Regions from separate parts of the Mus musculus genome. Here all the other regions are linked to region 4. A link is a loop called in an ENCODE intact Hi-C map of the cell type or tissue named here. Cell type or tissue: left cerebral cortex. All regions are shown on one strand.

Region 1 (5,000 bases), 330 kb before region 4:
AAACACTAGAGATAGGCAAAGGAATAGGGTGGGGGTAGGAGCCATACCCCCCAAATAAGGAGACGTTCCTTATCCTCAGTGAGGAGCAGAGGAGACCTTCTAAAGAAACATCACCATTGTTCCTGGCAGGGCTGGGACCTAACATGGACCACCGACAGACAGACAGACAGACTGAGAACATTTTAGGGGTATTATGGTTATTTATTGCACTGGTCACCTGCACAAGCCCCAGCGAGGCAGGCAGGCAGGCAGGCAGTCCTCTGTCTCACAATGGGGAAAAGCAGAGCTCAGAGATCCCTTTATGTCTGTAAAGTGTGGTACAGAGATGTCAAGAATGGGAGACAGGCTGACGTTCCACCATAGCTAGTACAGGCGAGGTTTAAGTGGGGAGCCACATCCTCATTTGAGGTCACACATCCACACACAGTTAGCTGGAATCCAGAGTTAAGCCTCCTGCATAGCTGAAGCCCTCAGACCAAGATGTTCATTGAAAGCAGGGGACTAGTCAGGAGTTGGGGGCTGGAGGGCTGTTCACAGGCTGCAGGTGGGGTTGCTGTGGGGTCTCTTCTCCTTTCTGTAGGCTGCTGGAAGCTGGGTTGCTGGTCTCGGCTTCAGGGGCCTCAGTTTCACCCCGATACCATAAGCCAAAGCTGGAAGGGAAGCCAAGAGAGGTGCATTGAGCCGGGGAGGCAGAGATGTCAAGGATGCAGGCCGAGGGTCCAGAAAGGTGAAAAGGGGGTTCTGGAGGAAAGAGGACAGCATAGGTCACAGGGAAATGAAGGCACAGAGGACAGAGAAGCAGGTGGGAAGACAGATCTTAGAACAGCGTGAAAGGCAGTGGAGTGGAAAGAAAGAGTGGAGAAGATCCAGGCAGGCCCCTCCTTCACCTTCCTCCCTCCCCTCCTCCAACATACAAATTCTGGATTCTGGACTCAGGAACTAGGGGAACATCTTCCTTGTCGTTGGAGAGCAGGAGCCACGAGCCATCCTCATCCTCACTAGGATAAAGAAATGAAAGGGCTGTATATCAGGGCCTAAGGGATACTATGAGTCCAGCTTGTGTGGAACCTCCTGAAGGACTTTCAGGAACATCAGGGGAGGATGGAGTGACTACAGAGGCCTCAGGGCTGGAGAGGGGACAGTGAGGGGATCAGGGACTCTTTATAACCAGGCAGACAACAGCCCCTCACAAGACTGCATAGCTTCCTTTAGTAAAGAGATCCAGCCAAGGAAGGAAACATGAGTCTGGAGAAGTAGCATGGACAGTTTCTTCAGCAGGAGGCATAGCAGCCGGGGCAAGCGGGAGCAGTGGATTCCAGAGGAAAGGACGGCAGCTGGAGAGCAGGCTGAGTGAGGTGCCAGGCACAGCTAAGTTGTATCACTGGGCACAGCAGAACTGCAGCAGGCCAAGGGGTTCGTTTGGTGAGCACAGAGGCAGGATCTTACCTGCTCTCTGCTTCTTCAGGTGTCCCTAACATCTTGGCCTTGATCTTCCTCCTCTGTTTCTTGACTGCCACCTTCATGGCTTCAAGCAGAAGCCCAGGAACACGGTGATCTGTGAGCAGCTCTCTAGAGAAGCAGGAAGGGAAGAAAGTGGGAAGGCCAACAGGAGGTGTCAATCAAGTACCTGAGCTCTGCTCACTGTTTCCCCTGGAAACCCGTGAAAGCTCTATACCGCCAACACCTCTGAAATGAGCTTAGATGGCCCCTCCTAAGGATAAGGCTTGCTGCTTCAGTTTGGTGACCCCTGGTGCTGCCCTGTTTGAGTGAGGTTCCAGAAGGGCAAGGACTGTGGAAGTTACTTCTTCCCAGTGCCTGAGCAGGACCCTGGCAATTGTCACTGCTGATCTATAAACGATCCAAAAAATAAGGTGGGGTGACCAGGAACAGGCATCCTGGCTTCCAGTCCCTCACCGCTGGAAGTACGCCAACTCCTCCTTGAGCAAGAACACGTTGGCTTTGAGCTCATTCCGCTCCTGAAGGATTTGCTTAAGCTCTTCCCTGCTGAATCCACACTGGACAGCTTCTGGAAGGTTCCCTGGCTGCTTCTGAGTATCCACCTGTACAAGGTCAGGAATGGTCAGAGAGCAGTCTGTCTTAGCTCTTCCCTAAGTCCCAGCGCTCACAATAATATTATGGGAAGTGTCTGCTGGGAAAACTTAGAGGACAAAGTTGCTGCTACATAGGTGTACATAGCACACAACTGCTGTTGCTACCTTCCAACTTCCTGGGTACCTTCTATACTGCATGGTACATCCATGCCAGGTAAACCCAGGCTGGGTCATCAACTGCTGAATGCTGTGAGCTCTGGGATGTATTTTGACTTCGCTCCGTCTCTTACCGGGTCATCTGAGGTTGCCGCATCAGGTTCCAAGCTCTGTTCTTTAGCCAGCTGGCTGGAGCCATCCTGAGCTATCTGGCGCTCCCTCTCCCGGTCCTGGGCGGCCCTCAACTGGGTCTGCACTGCAGCCAGCTTGTGCCGCAGCTCAGAGTTGATCAGCAGGAGGCGCTGTAGCTGTTCCTGCAGCTAGGGGGTGGAGCGAGAGAGCTAGGGGCGGGGCTCCGAGGGCCGTAGCGGCCCCACCCCACTCCGCCTGGCCCCGCCCTCACCGCTTCGGTCTCTTGGCTTCGGCGCTGCAGATCTCGGTTGTGTGCCCGAAGCTCATCCCGCTGTCTGTCTGTCACCTCCTTGAGCTGTCGGAGCAGCGCGCGCTCCTCTGAGGAAGGGGTGTCTTTAGCACTACCGATCTCTGGGGTACGCAGGCCCCGGCTGCCCCCAGCTCGCTCTGCTCCGGTGGGACCCTCACTCACCCTGCGGCCCGGAGCCTAGCTCCTGGCGGAGGCGTTGGTTCTCCTCGCGCAGCCGCCGCAGCTCCACTTCTGCCTGCTGTGCGGACACCTGCAGCTGGGGGAGCCAGGGGTCTCAGGGTTAGGCCTGCCGGCTCTCAGGGGTAAAAGGAGGAGCCGGTGACTCACCGAGTCCGGAGCCGGCCCCACGGCGGCCTTTTCCAAGAGCTCCAGCGCCCGCACGACTAGTGGCACCAGCCCAGCCGCCGCGTCGGGTCCGAAGCGGCGTGCCAGCCCCTGTAGCTCAGTGCCCAGAGCCCCCGCTAGATGGTACACGAGCTCGGCGGCTGACCCTGCGCCCACTGAAGAAGAGGCCTGACTGGGTAGCCTGGGCGCTGCCCTCCTGGGCTCCATTTTTTCCTCTCTTAAGGTCAAAAGCCACCCACACCCTTAACTGGTGCAGGAAAAAGCTTAACAGTTCCGGCCCAGGAAGTTTAGGGCCATAAGGGGCGGGGTAGAAGCAACCCGGGAGGAACAAATAGGGAAAAAGGCCCTGGAGTGGGAGAGTGCTCTGGGCTCCCTGTGCCCTACAAGGTCACTGGATACAGGTCGGCCAACTTCCAGGCAGGTATCCAAGAGTTGAGGACTAGAGCTGTAAGTGGTCACTTCAGGCAAGCCCTCCCCATAGCGCCTGACCCGGGCTCCACCCCTGGACTTGGCTGCCAAGAGGTGAAAGACTGAAGGTCAGCAAACAGCCTCTACTGGACTGCAGGGACAGTCACTTAAGTATGTTCCCCCACTAGGAACCACACAGTTTACAAAAATGAACGAGACCGGGCACTACAGCTATAGGAGGACCACACAGTCCAAGAAGTGATGTTGAAAATAGGTAGACTCCAAGTACTTTTACAGAGAAACCAGCAAATATGCTCAAAGTAATAAGCCAGCCCCAACTCAGCTCCCTGAGTCTAGGGAGCCTCTAAGCCTCCAGCGGAGAAGGCCTCAAGGCTCTGAAGGCAGGGCCCAGTACCTTGCTGTCAACTGCCCAAGCTAGTCCCCAATCCTCAAACGCCTATGCCCAGAATTTGACCTCATAACAGCAAGAAAACAAAAGCACTATTTATAAAATTTATTACATTTTGTTCAGGATTACAATCTATCAACAACACAAGCACAGAACGCAAAGGGGCTGACTGCTGAATGTCAGCAGCTTGTCTGGGGAGGGCGTTCAAGAGGCTCCAGGCTTTGGGGATCTGAAGCAGAAGGAAGTAACTAGGCATAGAGGTCCTCTCTGTCTGCAGAGTAGACCTCACCCTCCTGCAGAAGGGCGAAGTTGAGGAAGTGGGAGGGCCTGTGGACCTCATGGTAGAATTCCTTGGGGTTTGCCAGCTGCAGCTCGTATTTCATGTTGGGATCATGTCGAACACCTAATGGGAGGGGAAACATCAGAAGTTAATAAGGTTCTGCCTGCCTCACCCAGCCTGGGCCCCTGGACCGTTTCCAAGGCAGCCAGACCTCAAGATGACAAGATGACCAAGCATGCTGGTCACCTGTCTCTACCCCACACTTCCTAGGCACACACAACCACGTACCCATAAAGTTGTAGTTCCAGGAGGACTGGGCGGGGACCATGAAGAAGCCGAGGAATCGGTCAGACAGGAGCATCTGAACCCTCTCGTAGTGCGAGGGTAGGTAGCCTTTGGGGTTGTTGCCTTTGTCTGTGTTCTGCCGGCCCCACTCATACCCACTGGGTGTCAGCTTGTAGGCTGTCAGTGTGCAGGAGCCTGGTGTGAAGCTGGGGTGGGGGGGACAGGGACAGGGTAAGCGCTCAAGCCACCAATCCAGGTCCTGGCCTGCAATGCCTGCTCTATAATATTTCCACCCAAGAGGCCCACACCAACCTGCACGTGATGATAATAGTCTTCTCCCCATCCCAAGATGGGTTGTCAGCCATGATTTTGGCATGAGTGGTGACATCTTGGGGTGATAGCTGGGGGGATTCATTGGGCTGAGTGTGGATCCAACCTAAGGGTTCCATCTCCTGTAGGCAAACAGCAATAAAGAGATGTTCAACCCATCTGCAGACAAATGTCCCCCATTAGGGTAGCACGACAGTGAGTGCACTCCCAGGCTCCACCACCACTAACCTTGAGGTACTCATGCTGGGGCAGCTGGCTGGGCAGGTGCACAGTCTGGTGCGTGCCCCACTGCGG
Region 2 (5,000 bases), 110 kb before region 4:
GCATGCATAGGCAGGAGGAGGGGAGGCCCGTTTCAAACCAGGATGGCTTACTGAGCAGGAGAATGTGAGTCAGATACAGGGGATACCTGGGAAATTGAGTGTTGGATCTTTGTAGAGAAATAATAAATGAGATTGCTGAGCGCCAGGAGAATGGCCTAGACCTTGATTTCTTTGGGGCTTAATACTTAAGCCCTGTGGAATTCGGGCCTCTATGAGTGTCCTTTGTCATTAATCGGCCTTTTTGGTGTTCCTCGAGCTGGTGTTCTTGCAAGCCAGGTACACAGGCAGACTGCTCGAGCGCAGTTACCCCTGCTTCACCGACTAAATCGCAGAGGCAATCCTGCAGGGGATGTTATTGGAGTGTTGTACACTCAATTCCTCACAAGCTTCACGCTGGGCTGCTCATTTCCTTTGGACAAAGATAGACCGGCTCCCTCTCTTGTTGATGGAATGAAAATTCTCTTGCATTATGGCTCATGTGATAACTTGGGTGGCGGTGGTGTGGGATAATGAAGAGTCTCTTAATGGCTCTAGTTAAACCCGGTAATATCACTCTGTCAAACTTCAGCTGACTGTGGGAATCCAACCTACTTTTATATTCCTAAATGTCTAAAAACCCGCCATGGGCATCTTCAAAGCGCTAATAAGGAGGCAGCCCTCATCTGTCTATTTCTGGGAGTGTACCTATAAACCAGTGCTCATTTCTTGATCCCAGAATTGTGCCTCTTCCGACTGCAGCTCCCCAGCCCAAGGTTAGCTTCTGCCCACAGGCTTGGCTGCAGAAATGGTTTCAGCCACATCACCCATCTCAGGCTTCTAGCCACTGGCATGCTGGTTTAGCACCCCCAAAGGAAGAGAACTCATTTTATTCTGGAAAAGGGGGAAATGAATTTGCTTCAGGAACTGCCTAGGCCTAATTACTCTGCAAGCAGGGTTTGCTGGGGAAAGCGCATGTGCACATGTCTGCCGGTGTGTGCATGCCTGTGCCTGAGCTGCAGGGCACGTGCTCTCTCAGTGATGGCGGCTGTGCGCCGCTCATGTTGGTCTACCTCTCTCACACACCTTAGGATGACTGGTGGACCTGACCACCTTGCAAACCCAGAAAACTCACCACATTGGCTCCCAGATGAAGATGTAGCCAAGTGGGGTGGGACGATCAAGGATATTTGTCTATATATTTGGACCAATCAGAAAATGGGGGCCACGAATTGAAGAAGAGGAAATGGGAATGAGGGAGGAAGACTCGGGAGGGAAAGAGGTCATTCTAGCCTAAATTAAATAATGCAGATGAGAATTATGAACACGGATAAGAGCAATAATTCGGCAGCCAGAACTACAAGACCCTGACAAACGGCTCTCTGGAGAAACGGGCCGCCTCCTCGCCTGGAAGTCAGGGATGGGGGTCTCTCCACCAACCCAGGGCTGGAGGCAGCGCCTGTGGCTGCCTGATTTAGCCTGGAAGTTAAAATCGCTGAAGCAGTTTATAGAAACACCAGAGTGAGCTGCAGCGCACAATCAGTAGGCAGGATCCAAGATGATGGCATAAATGTTTCAAATGTGCTCAGGGTAATTAGTTTTGAATTACCATGTGCATATTTTAAACATTTAAATGATCATCCCAGGTTTTCGAAAACAGTTTCACAAAGCTTGATGTCGCTCCCCCTCCCGGAGCGGCCTCCCCACGGGAGAGCATAGTGCGACTGTGCTGGGACTGAGCCAAGTGAAGAGAGCTCTTCTGCGGCTCCAGCCGGGATTGGTGAGCGGCGGGAGCCTCACTAAACCCTCGGATAAAGGCGGATTAGGCCTCAGCCCTGGGTCTTGGTGCAGCTGGCTCGCCCTGGCCGTTCCTTCCTCTAGCCAATGTCAGCTGTGCCAGTTTTCCAAAATGATTGGTTCAGTCTTTAAGTTTTCTATTGTGCATGAAAATGCAGTTCCATTTTGGGTACACACACACACACACACACACACCCTCCGTTTCTCTGCCTCTGCCTTATTTTATGAATCCTTAGACTGCTGGGAAACTTGAAAATTTGACCAACCAAGTCGGAAATGAGTTTGGGTGGTTTTAAACAATGACCTTGTCCTCTGGTCACCGGGAGCCAAACTTCAGTCCTCCTGGTATGCAAATAGCAATTTCTAAATCCCTGATTCAAGAAAGCAGTGAGAAGGGCCGGAGATCCATGCTACCATCTGCTAGGACCTTACTTGCCTGTAACAGGAGTCCGAGAGTCTTTGAGAGCAATCCACTCTGGTATCTTACAGAGCCCCTTTCAACCTCCAGAGAGAAACTGTTTAAAGTCAGGTCTGTAACTTTAGGTACACAGCCACTAGGACAATGCCTCCCGACTGCTTTCTCTCCCTGCAATACAAGGTTTCTCCAGCAGGTGGAGCTGGGAGATAAAAACTATGAGCCTGTGCCGGGTTCCTTTGAGTAGGAGCTATCTCTGCTGAGATCCTGATTGAATGAAAATTGTTCATTATGCAAACTGTCTGGTTCAGTACACAGAGGCAGCCCCCAGGCGCAAACCCCAAGTAGTTGCTTTTTTTCCTCCCCAGATTAAAACATATGAACTGCTTTGATGTAATCTTATAACAAAGCCTAATAGAAATTTTATTTCTTCTGAAGTTTCCTGTCATTTCTTATTGCCCCCCTTCGTCTGTCCTATTAATACCCTTACAGTCAAGGATATGCTGCTCTGAGTCTAGACTGTATCTGCGGATGAGAACAGTGTGTTTTCCTCTACAATGGATTGAGGTATTTAAATATAGCTACACTGCTTTGGATATGTTTAATCTCCTGGTTTTTGCCCCCCACCCCTCACCACTATTGCTATTTATCATTTTAATGGAATGCTACAGAGTGGCACATTATGCAATGTGTTTAAATTGATAAATTATATTAGAAAAATATCGGATGGGGGTTCTTAATGGTAAGTGGGTTTTTGTGGAAATATTTCCTCATTAGTAGTTCAGCTCCTTGCAGGGTAGAAATTCTAAGGATTTGGGAATAAGCTATATTTATGACCTATTTGGCTAATTAAAATTAAAGCATAATTTTAGCATGAAGTTCCTGCAAGACTTTGCAGAGAGGGTGGAGAAAGAAACTTGCCCAAATCCTGTTACTTTTAAATGTCAGTTGCCATAACAACTTCGCATGAGCCATATTTTTTTTTTTTTACTTGAACATTCCTTTTAGGATTCGGTTGCTATAATAATTTGCCTCGGCTCTTTTTAGGAGGCATATTTTCCTATTTTCCTTTTGTGATCATTTCAAAGCTCTCATTACTGTAACAACAAAAAAAATGACCATGTAAACCTCAACTCTCCATTTTTCCATGTGCAGGCCCAGAGTGGTCCCCAAAATAGAAATGTGGTCTATGGAGAATTCCTTTCTAGAGCAAGCTCTCCAGACCAGGGGGCAAAGCAGAGCTCTAGGGATCCATTGTTGCTGGAGCCAGCTCCTTCTGGCTAGGAATGATTAAGCCCACAGATTTGTTTTTGTTTTTTGTTTTTTTTTGTTTTTTTTTTCTTTTTGAGACAGCATCTCATTCTATAGCTCAGGCTGGGCTCAACACAAAATCCCCCTGCCTCTGCCATCTGAGTGCTGAGAGCATCGCTGGCATGAGCCACCACATCCGAGCAGGTTTATAAAAAATGTTTCATATGTATGAGTGTTTTGCCTGCGTGTATGTTTGCACCACATGTGTTCTTGGTGCCTGAGAAAACCAGAGAGGGCAACAGATTCCCCTCTAGGACTTGAATTATAGACAGCTTTGAGCCACCATGAAAATGTTAGGAACGGAATCTGGGTCCTCTGAAAGAGCAGCTAGTGCTCTTAACTGCTGAGCTATTTCTCCAGCCCCCTCAACAGAATTTTTTTAAAGCATGACTTTTTTTTAAAGCATGTCTGTCCTCTAGGGCTTGGGGCTCTGATGGGTATTGAACTTAGGATTCCACACATGCTGGACCAGCACTTGCCTTTGAGTTGACATTAACCTGGTGCCCCAGGCATTTTGCATTAGACAAGGACCAGACCAAACCTCTCAAAAAAGGATGAGTTCTTCTACCTCTGAAGACCCACTGACATGGTGGTTGGCAGAGCCAGTGGTATTTGATCACGGAATGGAACAATGCCCAAAGTCCTTACAGCAGAGTAAAGTCCAGCACCCTTCTCTCTCCAATTTGGCTGCTAACCTTAATTAGACACTAAGACCTTGGAAAAGCACCTGTGACTGAGGCCTGTTCTGGCCACAGGCACACTAGAGTGGATGAGCCCTGCCAGCCCTCCAGACTCTGCAGGACAGCTGTCACTGCTGTGGTCTGAAGAAAGGGAAAGACGTTTCATTTCCAGGTTTGTGGCTCCACCTCTGAGGTGGAACCTGGCTGCTCCTGCTGGCCTCCTGTGTCCCTGGCCAAATCTGTAATCAAGTCTGGGCAGCTTTGGTGGCACACTGGGCAGCTTTGGTGGCACACTGGGCAGCTTTGGTGGCACACTGGGCAGCTTTGGTGGCACACTGGCTCTTTCCGTGTTCATATCAGGGTTATCTATCTCCCTCGCCTGCCTTTTCCCCTCCCTTCCCAACGATGGTAGATTTTGAGTGGCCATTCCTTTGATTTATTTATTTTTAACATTTATCCACTTAGTGTGTGTGTGTATACACATTCATGCGTGGGCTGTGGCATGTGCGTGGAGTTCAAGCGTCATTTCTCTCCTTCCACCATAAGCTCAAGGGACCAAACTCAGGTCATCAAACTTGGCAGCAAATGACTCAGCACAGCGAAGCATCTCCCCGGCCCCTCTTGTTTCGTTTTGTTAAGACAAAACTTCATGTTGCCCAAGCTAGCTTTGAACTTACTGTAAGTGCAAGGATAACTCTGAACTTCTGGTCTCCCTGTGCAGAGATAGGTATACCTCCACACCATGCTAAACAGATACTACCATACTGGGCTTATGCCCGTGCTGAAGATCAAATCCAGAGCTTCGTGCATGCAGGCCTCTA
Region 3 (5,000 bases), 390 kb before region 4:
AGCACAGGAGGTGGTCCCGAGGGCCTGTACCTTGGCTTTAATGAAGGTTGGAGCCAGCTGTGAATAGGTCCCGGCAGAGTCGTAAGGGTAGAGTCCCAGGGGAATCCATCCTTGATGAACGCCAAGACCACAAAGGAGGGGCTTCTGGTGAGACTGTCCTTGACGGGTAAAACCACAAGGCTGGCATCGCTTCCTGTTCCTTCCATCGGTGCCTCTAGCCTGTGTCTAGCCTGTGCTTCTGTGCCTATCTTGGGGTAACTCTTCTTGAGGTTGAAGAGATCAGGGAAATTATTCCTGCAAGGACCCATCAGCCTCCAGAGCTCACGTGACTCTTGTGCAAATAGCTTGCCTCAAACCTGAGAAAGCATTGGCTCCAAGATATGGAAACCATTCTGAGCTTGCACCCTTTGGGCTCTTTGCTTCCAATGGGGGGGGGGGGGGTTCTAGCTGAGACAGCCTCGGCTGTGTTAGTGACTTGAGACCCACAGGAGAGTCCTCTGGGGTTGCTTCTCCAAGCATCTATACCACTCTAGGCTGTCACCGTGATTCAAAGACACTGACATGTCTGCCAAGTCAGCGCAGGATGGCCCTTGATTAGGGAGAGCTCATCTGGCTTGCCACACCTGTTCTCTGCTACCAGTGGACGTCTCTCATCTTCCAGTACCGTTGGCTCTTTTCCATCCCACATTTAGTTTTCTAGTGTCTCAATCCTAGGATATATACCCTTACAGCATCACGATCAAAAGTGTGGGCCCCTCAGTGTTGCTGGGAACTGCACAGGTTGTGTCTGCAGGCTATATCCCTAGCAGGAAGGGACATTCCCTCAACCTCTTCTCTTCCTCACAGGGGCATCTTAACCTCTGGGCAGCACCAGAATCAAATCGAGACATAGGTGAGACCAGTGGTCTGCCATCTGATTTTGTCATTCTTTTTTCCGAAGATGAGAGTTCTTGGATTCCAGGTTGGCATCAAACTCACTATCTGACCAAGAGGGACTTTTGATCCTGATGTCACCACCTTCCAAGTGCTGCACTACCATGCCAGGTTTATTCAAACCCAGGGCTTTGGGTAAGCTAGGCAAACATGCTACCAACTGAGCTACATCCACACCCAGGCCTGGAGCCAATCCACATTTCAGCCAAGTAGCCACCATGTCGCACATGGCTATGATTTGTCACCACTCAGCATGTCACAACCTTGTGTGTGAGCAGGGTTGCAGCTCATGCTGAAAGATGTCACCCTTTGCCTTTTGGTGCTGGCATTACGGGACTGTGCCATGTTTCCACAGCTCTCAGCTCCACCACTCAGACAGCAATGCCTAAAACTTCCAATTTTTCTCCACATCCTTGCAAACAGGTTTTTGGATTTTTTTTTGGACAGGGTCTCATTGAATAGTCCCGGCTAGCCTGGAACTCGAAATGTACAGGAGGCTGGGCTTGAACTCAAAGAGGTCCTCCTGACACTACACCTGGTGCTACCCCCAGCTCCAATGCTCAGGAACATGGGGAAAGGGCTGTGGATCCCTGCTGTGAAGTGGCAGGTCTGACTTTAACTCAGCGTACCCCACTAGACCTTTTCACAGACAAGTGTTCTGAGAGATGGTTTGGAAAATACACAATAGCTCTCTTGGGAAACAGAACCTAGGGTCTTAGCCATGTTAAGAGTGAGCTCTACCACTGAGCCATGAGAAGCCTCAAAGGGCTTCCACTAGCTCACTGTTGGGGTTATGTGATTACTGTTTGAACAGACTGGAGTCAAGACCTGGCAGTCCACTCTCACAACAGGGCCTGCACTGAGACTGAGGGCATCTCAGTTAGCCTGGGTGCTAGTTAGCCTAGGACTTTCCTGGAGTCACCATATAACAACCCTTGGGCTTACACGGTAACAGCCAACAGTGGAGATGAAGGCTCTCTCTGGATTGGTCTGTCTAGTCGCAACAGACAGCAGTGAGGGCAGCCCACACCTCTCCACAGCCCCATTTCCCTGGACAGGGTAGACAGGGCTTTCCTTTGCCCATGCCCCTTCCTGGACATGTCACCCAGGTGTAGCTGGGTTTGTCACTAGCAGAACATCTACAGATTTTGACTATGTAGCCCTAGAATTCTCCATGTAGACTAGACTGGCCTCAAACTCTGCCTGCTTCAGGTTCCCATGCTGGGATTAAAATGTGTGCCACTATGTCTGGCTTCTTTTTTCTTTTCTTCCTGGCAGACCCTTTTGCCCTGTCTCTCCTCTCAAATATAAAATAGGCACATACAGTAATTAGCTGATACGTGAGGAGGGGCATCCATTACCAACAGGGAAATGGATTTATTGCTTCATAAAAAGAATCATGATAAAACAAGAGAAAACCATAAACTTAAAAACCAATGTACCCCTCTTGGCACCCCAAGAGGTCTCAGGCAGGGTTTCTAGGGGTTGTCAAGGCAAGGTGGGTTAGTGAGCCAGGCAGGCCGGCTAGGCTTCTACTACATGAACCGTTCCAGTCCCCTGATGTGAGTCTGCCAGCAGGGGGCACTGTGATCACACCGATACACACAGGTCCCCATCATAAAGCAAGGCTGACTCCTATTTTGAGCCTGCTGTAGGGCTGGCTGGCTTCTGGTCTGGTCCACTCTGATAAAAGCAGCCCCTGGGGCTAGCCTCCTACCATATACACACATGCACACACACGTACCACATAAACACACACCCCTCGGGTTACTCACTAATCCTCTTCCCTATTTAGGCTTGGCTCCTCATGTCTAGTCACAGCCTTATTTCCACCCCAGAAAAACAGCTGTGGGTGGATGGGAGGGTGCCCTTGTGGTGTCCCCTTAGTTCCCTTCAGGTTGCAGACTGGAACAAAGCGTGCCAGCAGAGAGACACTGCTCTGGCTCCGGAGGAAGAAGCCTGGCCCAGGGCTCTTGAGGCTTTGTGTAAATAGTCTGCCCTCCACTCCTTCCCCAGCCTGAGACAGGGGGGGCTTCTTCTCAGGCTTTCAAGGAAAAGAGGGGCCAGAGACTAGCCACGGGCAGGGGGGTGTTGGGATGACAAAGGGGTTAGCACCAACAACAGGAAGCGGGTCCTTCCTTCCTCAGGCAGCCAGACTGGCCAGGGGAGGTAAGGGGCCAAGCAAGGGGAGTGCAGACAGCGCAAGCCTTTGTCCTCAGGTGGGCGTGGTTGGTGGGCGTGCAGCTCAGGGACAGGTAGTGTGCTGGAGGATGGCAGGCCCCTCTGCTTTGGCAAGAGGCAGAATCCGATCAGTGAGAAAGAGAAAGAAAAAATAAAAAGAAAGAAATGCTCGCTGAAAAGGTCCCCTTGGCTCCAGGTACAAGCCCCATGGAGATCGGGAGACTTCAGAGCCCCTGGGGTGACAGCTAGGCCAGGGCAGCCCAGCTTCTGGCAGTGGGAGGTTCACTTGTCCCAGGCCCTCTCCTGTCCCTCCACACCAGCACTCCACGGCAGGGCCAGGTGGTTCTGAGGAAGTATGGGCTCCAGTGTGGTGAAGGGCAGGATCCAGGGAGAGCATGAGGTCCTCTGGGGTGGGGAGATGACTGCAGTCAGTCACTGAAGCACAGGCAGGAGGCCACAACTGAGGCGGTGGGTGGGCACTACACGAAAGCCTCCCGGTTGGATGAGCCATTGATCTTAAGGAACAGCTTGCTGTCTTCCCTCTTCTGCTGCAGCTGCCTCTCCAGCTGGCGCCGGTAGCAGATGAGGTAAAGGGGCAGGCAGAAGCCCAGCATGCTCATGGCGAGCAGACCCACGTTCACCTGGGATGGTGGGGAGTTGGCTGTGAGAGGGAGCTGCATGCACGCAAGGCAGCACCCTCCCGCCCGCCCACCCGCACACGCAGGTCTGGGGAAGGGAAGGCGTCACACAGAAAAGACTCAAAACTAAAGAGGAGGTTCAAGGGGTCCCAGCTGTCAACCCACATTCCAGCATCTCATTTCCCCAATGCTCCTCAGCGGCCTCCAGGGAATGGGCTGGGATTGGGACAACTCATGACACCTGGATGAGAATGCTTTGGATGGAAAGCCTGGAATTCACCCCAGAATCGGATCCAGAGAGGCCAGTTTTCTCCTCCTTCCCGGTCACCATCCACCAGGGACCCCTGACTGGGTACTGTCCAACGTTCCCACACTACCTGTTGTCCTTGGGCCCCCTTCCCAGGAGCAGAATGGAGAGACACCCTGACCCTTCTTACCCACAGAGGGTCTCCTCCCAGAGGACCCATCATGGCCAGATACAGCGGCTGCTGCAGGAGAGCAAAGAGCGCACTGACCAGGGACTGCAGTCCAGTGAGGCTACCAAACTGTGTGGAGGGGTACCTGTTGGGGCAATGAGACCCATCACAGCCAGCACGGGTGACAGGCTTCCCCAGTCCCTCACTGGCCTGGCTTAGGTATACTGGTAACCAGGGCTGCACCACTGGTGCCTGCAGGGAGAGGCGGTATCAGCCTCAGGCCCCTCAGGCTCCAGACTCTGGAGCAAGCCTCTCCTTTACTCAGATGTGCCCTTAGCCTGTGGGTGTGGGGCTGCGCAGGGTGGAAAGCATGGTGCCAGCAGAGTCTGTGGCTTGGGTTGGAGGCTGACCCTGGCTCTGCTGTCTCCCCCCCCCCCCCCCCTCCAGGAGCGTTGCACAATCACGGAAACTCAGCATCACAGCTCCTGCCCGACTCCCTCATACCCTGCCAGGGCAGCCACAACTTCCTCCAGGCTTGGGGAACGGGAGGGGGGTACAACGAGGGGGACAGGCAGACCTGGAATGACCCTGTAGGATGAGGCTTAAAGAGGGAAGTAGCTCTGGCCTTAATCTCGGGGAACACCAGGCTCTGCCAGAGAGGTACGAGGGGCTATATTCACAGTCACAGATGGTGGATGATGGAACTCGGTTCAATTTGTGGGCCAAGCCCTGGGCAATAGAGGGAGGAGCAGGTGGGTAGAGCTTCTTGGGAAAGATGTAGGTTTCACTAGCTGGGGTCCAAGGAGGTTATGGCCGGCAAGTGGCCCTCTGA
Region 4 (5,000 bases):
TGTAGCCCTGGCCATCCTAGAGTTCATCTGTAGACCAGGCTGGCCTCAGATTCAGAGACCCACCACTCTTTATTGCATGAATGTTTTGCCTTCATGTATGTCTGCCACATGTGTGCCTGGTCCATTTTGGAGGTCAGAAAAGTGCATCATATTCTCTAGGAGTTACCAGTGGCTGTGAGCCACTGTGTAGGTGCTGGGAATTAAACCCAGGTCCTCTGAAAGAGCAACCAGTGCTCTTAACCACTGAGCCGTCTGTCTCTCCAGCCCTGAGCAGACATCTTAAACACAACCTCTATGTCTATGTTGAGCTGAATAAAAGAGAAACTCTCCCTCAGCTTTCGAATAGTGCTCTTGGGCCCAGGTGGCCTTTCTTTGGCCTTGGCACTTGCCATGGAAGCTGCTGCATCACACAGCTGTCTCTTAGATGTCTCTGTCCGGTCCTTGCTGGACATACAAGAGGCCTGAAGAGATGAACTGACATCAGTCTCCCTGACTCAGCAGCATGGGTGGCTGAGAACTCAGTCTCCGGACCTGTAAGCCAGGGCACCCCCTTTGCTATTCCATTACTGCACTTACACACTCTTCCCACCCTGCAGGTATCTTGGAGATGGCCGCTTTCATCTGGAGTCTGTCATGATTGCCAACCCTAATATACCTGCTTACCGGTATGGGCTGGGGAGGGCTGACCATGTATGGCAGGATGAGAGCCTCTGCCCTGGAGGCCCTCATTAGGCTGAACTACCCCTTCATTCCCTGGTCACTAAATGACTGGGGCACATCTGGAATTTAGACCCAGGAATGCTGTTGCCTACCCGGGAGTCACCCCCAAGCTCTTAAAACACTCCCTTGCTCTTGCCTGCCCTAGCTGGAGGGCTGATCTCTATGGTTACTGATCTCAGTAATAATCCTTGTTTCCAACTAGGGCCAGATTTCCTAAATCCCTCTTTAGATCTTGTGTCAGGGACCACTTAGCTGACTCTGGGCTGTCACCGTGATCCTGACAACTTTTCCAGGTATGACCCATATGGCAAAGTCCTATCCAGAGAATACTATGACCATCAGCGCATGCAGGCCACTCGCCAGGAAGCCATTGCTGCTGCACGCTCAGCCAAATCCTGGGGCCTTATTCTGGGAACCTTGGGCCGCCAGGGCAGTCCCAAGATCCTGGAGGTGAGAGGCCTGGGCATCAAGAGGAGGGGGCTGACAGGAAAGTAGCTGGAGAAACCAGTAGGCTGAGGTGTCTAGCTTTGGCCACTTCATCTCAGAAGCTCCTGCCTGGCCTCCCTCTCTCGGCAGCACTTGGAATCTCAGCTCAGAAACTTGGGACTTCCTTTCGTGAGGCTGTTGCTCTCTGAGATCTTCCCCAGCAAGCTCAGTCTACTTCCTGAGGTGGATGTGTGAGTTTCCCCACCTTACCCATGTATGGTGACCAGCTAACGGGAGCTTAGAAAACAGGTTCTGGCCAGCACAGATCAAGAACTTATCTAGCAGGGGCCACCCTTGACCATGGGCCGCCTGCATTGTCTAGCCATCATAGTCTGGTGGGAATGAGTGTAAGAGCACTGTGTACAAACCTTGGTTCTAGATGGGTAGTTACAACTGAACTGTCCCCAGAAGTTGGCTTATGGAGTGAAGGGCTGATGACATGCCCCTTGCTGTGTTTGATTCCATTAAGGTGGATTTTTTTTTCTTTTGCATGTGTGTTAGTTTGTGTGAAGCTTTGGTGTCCACCCCCCCCCCCTTCTCTTTTCCCCTGAAGCAATCCACCTGTCTGGATCTCGTCAGTGCTGGAGTACAAGTGTATATCATATACCACACACACAAATTTTGCCTCTTACTTTAGAAGGTTGTGAGCTACTATGTGGGTGTTGGGAATTGAACTTGAATCCTCTGCAAGAGTAGCCAGCTCCCTCAACCACTAAGCTGTGTGTCCAGCTCCACTTTTGCTTTTAATGCAATGGTTTTGGGAGTTAAGGTCAAGTCCTAGGCTTACAGGGCAATCAGAGTTACCTTCCCAACAGTATATAGTTGGATCAGTGCAATCTGTTGACAAGTGGACATACTGAGATACTGAGACACCGTTATGTTCTTCAGTGTGGTACCCCAGAGAGAGGTGACCTTCATGTCACATCTTAACTGACTTATCTCCCTAGGTGGGTGCAGGTGGCATGTCCACGCCTCTCCATTGACTGGGGTTCAGCCTTTCCCAAGCCACTGCTGACACCGTACGAGGTAACAGCCACATTTTGAAAATCTTTGTATTTCCTGTTGAGGGAGGGTTGTGAGATGGCTGGCATGGGTAAGCAGCACGTAGGGTTGCAGGTTCTGAGATCGAGCCACCATCTTGCTGTGTAGTTTTTGTTTATATTTAAGAGTTGCTGGGAGATGTGAGCCAACACACCTGACTCGCTGTGTAGCTGCGACTCTCTTCACTTCACTCTTCCTTTCTGAAGGATGATAATACACTCCCTTCATAGACCCTGGTCAAATTTGCTAATGCAGGGACAAAAAAAGAAAGAAAGAGAGAGAGAGAGAGAGAGAGAGAGAGAGAGAGAGAGAGAGAGAGAGAGAGAGAGAGAGAGGAAGGAAGGAAGGGAGAAAGAAGAAAGAGAGAGAAAGAATATCATTGTCTTTTCTCCCCTAGGCAGCTGTGGCCCTGAAGGACATTTCTTGGCAGCAACCCTACCCCATGGACTTCTACTCTGGCAGCTCCTTAGGGCCATGGACAGTGAACTACGGTCGGGACCGAGCACCTCGGGGTCTCTGCCAGCCTGCATCTGACAAGGTAGCCCACTTTAAGCAGGGCTGAGAGGCAGCCTACAGGCGTGACGTGGTCCACCGCCGCCGCCCTGAGGACAGCGGGGGAAATGCAAGGGAGCCGGGTGGAGGTTGCAGTAGAGAGACTTGAATCTATCTGCTACCTCAGGTGCAGCAAGGGTCCAGAGGCGGCTCTCCAGCCCCAGCCTGTGAGAGTTGCAACTGCGCAGACCAGAAGGCTACTTCGCCGGCTCCCTGAGAGGGCCAGAGCAGCAGGTATTTGCAGCCACGCCCCACCTTTTTGTTTTAGGAGAGCCCCGCCTTAGGGGTGTTCCCCGCACGGGCCCTGCCCCCTTGCCGGTTCTACTTCCGCCTGGGAAGGCCTGCTTCCGGTCGGTCTGCAGTATGGCGGCACGGCAGACCCTGCGAGTGCTGTGTCTAGCCGGCTTCCGGCAGAGCGAGCGGGGCTTCCGTGAGAAGACCGGAGCGCTGAGGAAGACGCTGCGGGGTCGGGCAGAGCTTGTGTGCCTCAGCGGACCTCACCCGGTCCCCGAGGCAGCGGCTCCCGAGGGTTCGTGTCCAGACTCGGGTGAGACTTGCTGGACCCCTTCGCACACCTGGACCTCAGTTCTCACCTAGCGCCTTTAACTCCGGCTCTAGTCTGAGCTCCCAGGTTTCCTCCTTTATCTGTGTCCAGGCCATTCCAGGTCCCTCCCGCCCCCCAAGTCCCCTGGCTGCACTTTCCCAAGCTCTGCCTTTTTCTTCTCACCATCTCTAACCCTGGGCCTGTGCTCTTCTCCCATCTGCTTCTAGGGCCCTGTTCTCCGGAGGAGCAGCCTCGAGGCTGGTGGTTTTCTGAGGAGGAAGCCGATGTTTTCTCTGCTCTGGAAGAGTCCACAGTGTGCAGGGGTCTGCAGGAGGCCCTGGAAACGGTGGCACGGGCCCTTGACACGCTGGGGCCGTTTGATGGACTTCTTGGCTTCAGCCAGGGGGCTGCACTAGCAGCTTATGTGTGTGCCCTGGGCCAGGCAGGCGATCCTCGCTTCCCCTTGCCAAGATTTATTATACTTGTGTCGGGGTTCTGTCCCCGAGGCCTTAAGGAACCTATCTTGCAGAGCCCCATGTCACTGCCTTCACTTCATGTTTTTGGGGATACTGATCGAGTCATCCCTTCTCAGGAGAGTATGCAATTGGCTAGCCGATTCCTTGGAGCCGTCACCCTCACCCACTCCGGTGGTCACTTCATTCCAGCAGCTGCATCTCAGCGTCAGGCCTACCTTAAGTTCTTGGACCAGTTTGCAGAATGAAGGATGGACAAATGTCTCCGCACTGCTCCCACTTTGTCCAGCAGCTCTCCCCTGTCTCCTCACCATGGCTAGTTAAGACAACTGTCAGTTCTCAGGACACACATAAGCCCAGAGAGCCTGTGAGAAGACAGGGGTGGGCAGGCAGGGGCTGGCACCCCTGTGACTGACAGACAATAAAGCGATGCTTTAGATGTTGAATGCCTTTCTCCTGCTGCCCCGATCCTGGGGCAGCACCAAACCAAACCCAAGGACACATTTTTGGTGGAAGTCATTTATTGTTTTGTATCTTTAAATTCGGCTTATTGTGTGTATGGGTGCAGACTTGTGGAGATCAGAGGATAAGTGCGGGGAGTTGATTCAACCATGTGGGTTCTTTCTGAGCTCTGATCATTTGACTTGGCAAGTCATGCCTCTACCTGCTGAGCCATGTCACCATCCTTTTGTGGAAGTTTAAGTCCCAGACTGAAGAAGCTAGATATCTTGGTCACTTAGAATCAGAAAGTTTTACGTTTGAGGAGTTTGGGGAAAGAAAACACTTGGCAAGGCTCTGCTTGGCTCCATCTGCTTTTAGGTTTCCTACATCCTGGTCCCTGGCTTGGCCATTGCTTTCTCTTCCATAACTGTTCCATCCCCCTCTGAACTCTGAGCTTGAAGACTTGGGTAGTACCATATGTTGGGTAGAGGCCAAAGACAGCACAGAGTAACCTGCCTTTTCCTAATGAAGCCATCTTCAGGGTTTCTGAGATTACTGCTATTCATAATTGATGATGCTAATTATTGATATGTTGAGAAAGCCAAAGCTTAAGTAGCCTGCTCAGCTTAACTTCTTGCCATTTTTCTTCTCACTTCCAGTGCCCAATCTTGCCACACACATAGGCACGCTGCTTTCTGACTTCTGCCTCTGAAAGACAGTTTTTCCAAGATATCACAAGGTAC

Evidence for each region. Hi-C counts contacts between places; a loop is a spot of excess contacts. Peaks named below come from ENCODE experiments on the same cell type or tissue, not always from the same donor. Only the 100,000 strongest peaks of a DNase experiment are listed, where the experiment ranks them.
Region 1: a loop joins it to region 4, with 4 times the contacts of the local background. A loop is called at or near these places in 3 of 42 quality-filtered maps.
Region 2: it touches region 4 in a loop (6-fold over the local background); 15 of 42 quality-filtered maps call a loop at or near these places.
Region 3: a loop joins it to region 4, with 3.0 times the contacts of the local background. A loop is called at or near these places in 6 of 42 quality-filtered maps.

Annotation. Positions count from the first base shown.
Region 1 is chr11:75,508,349-75,513,348 of GRCm38, reverse strand. It overlaps Prpf8 (pre-mRNA processing factor 8), which reads right to left. Exons shown (of 42, transcript NM_138659.2): 39 at 4,935-5,000; 40 at 4,689-4,828; 41 at 4,380-4,582; 42 at 3,902-4,214. The coding sequence ends at 4,060. It overlaps Rilp (Rab interacting lysosomal protein), which reads right to left and starts at 3,255. Exons shown (of 8, transcript NM_001029938.2): 1 at 2,977-3,255; 2 at 2,812-2,905; 3 at 2,611-2,717; 4 at 2,342-2,527; 5 at 1,915-2,060; 6 at 1,447-1,569; 7 at 915-998; 8 at 181-650. The coding sequence starts at 3,201. The coding sequence ends at 506. In left cerebral cortex, CTCF peaks have their summits at 2,496 (motif pointing right) and 3,104; DNase peaks (open chromatin) are centred at 2,549, 3,060, 3,837, 3,984 and 1 more place; H3K4me3 peaks cover 962 bases; H3K27ac peaks cover 1,067 bases.
Region 2 is chr11:75,288,470-75,293,469 of GRCm38, reverse strand. It overlaps a transcript of Gm35117 not described here. Among named protein-coding and RNA genes, the nearest start is that of Gm35117, 17 kb to the right of the region's middle. In left cerebral cortex, CTCF peaks have their summits at 424, 651, 882 and 2,364 (motif pointing right); DNase peaks (open chromatin) are centred at 1,607, 2,380, 3,193, 3,805 and 2 more places; H3K27ac peaks cover 3,774 bases.
Region 3 is chr11:75,571,070-75,576,069 of GRCm38, reverse strand. Slc43a2 (solute carrier family 43, member 2) reads right to left here. Exons shown (of 14, transcript NM_001199283.1): 13 at 4,190-4,313; 14 at 1-3,755. The coding sequence ends at 3,594. Among named protein-coding and RNA genes, the nearest start is that of Pitpna, 15 kb to the left of the region's middle. In left cerebral cortex, a CTCF peak has its summit at 2,506 (motif pointing right); DNase peaks (open chromatin) are centred at 2,525, 3,631 and 4,544; H3K27ac peaks cover 1,754 bases.
Region 4 is chr11:75,176,958-75,181,957 of GRCm38, reverse strand. It overlaps Ovca2 (candidate tumor suppressor in ovarian cancer 2), which reads left to right and starts at 3,150. Exons shown (of 2, transcript NM_027136.3): 1 at 3,150-3,346; 2 at 3,571-5,000. The coding sequence starts at 3,163. The coding sequence ends at 4,064. Dph1 (diphthamide biosynthesis 1) reads left to right here. Exons shown (of 13, transcript NM_144491.2): 7 at 597-665; 8 at 1,014-1,170; 9 at 1,297-1,397; 10 at 2,154-2,232; 11 at 2,645-2,785; 12 at 2,927-3,033; 13 at 3,571-4,315. The coding sequence ends at 3,016. In left cerebral cortex, CTCF peaks have their summits at 1,267 and 2,872; DNase peaks (open chromatin) are centred at 2,893, 3,067, 3,889 and 4,540; H3K4me3 peaks cover 1,313 bases; H3K27ac peaks cover 1,953 bases.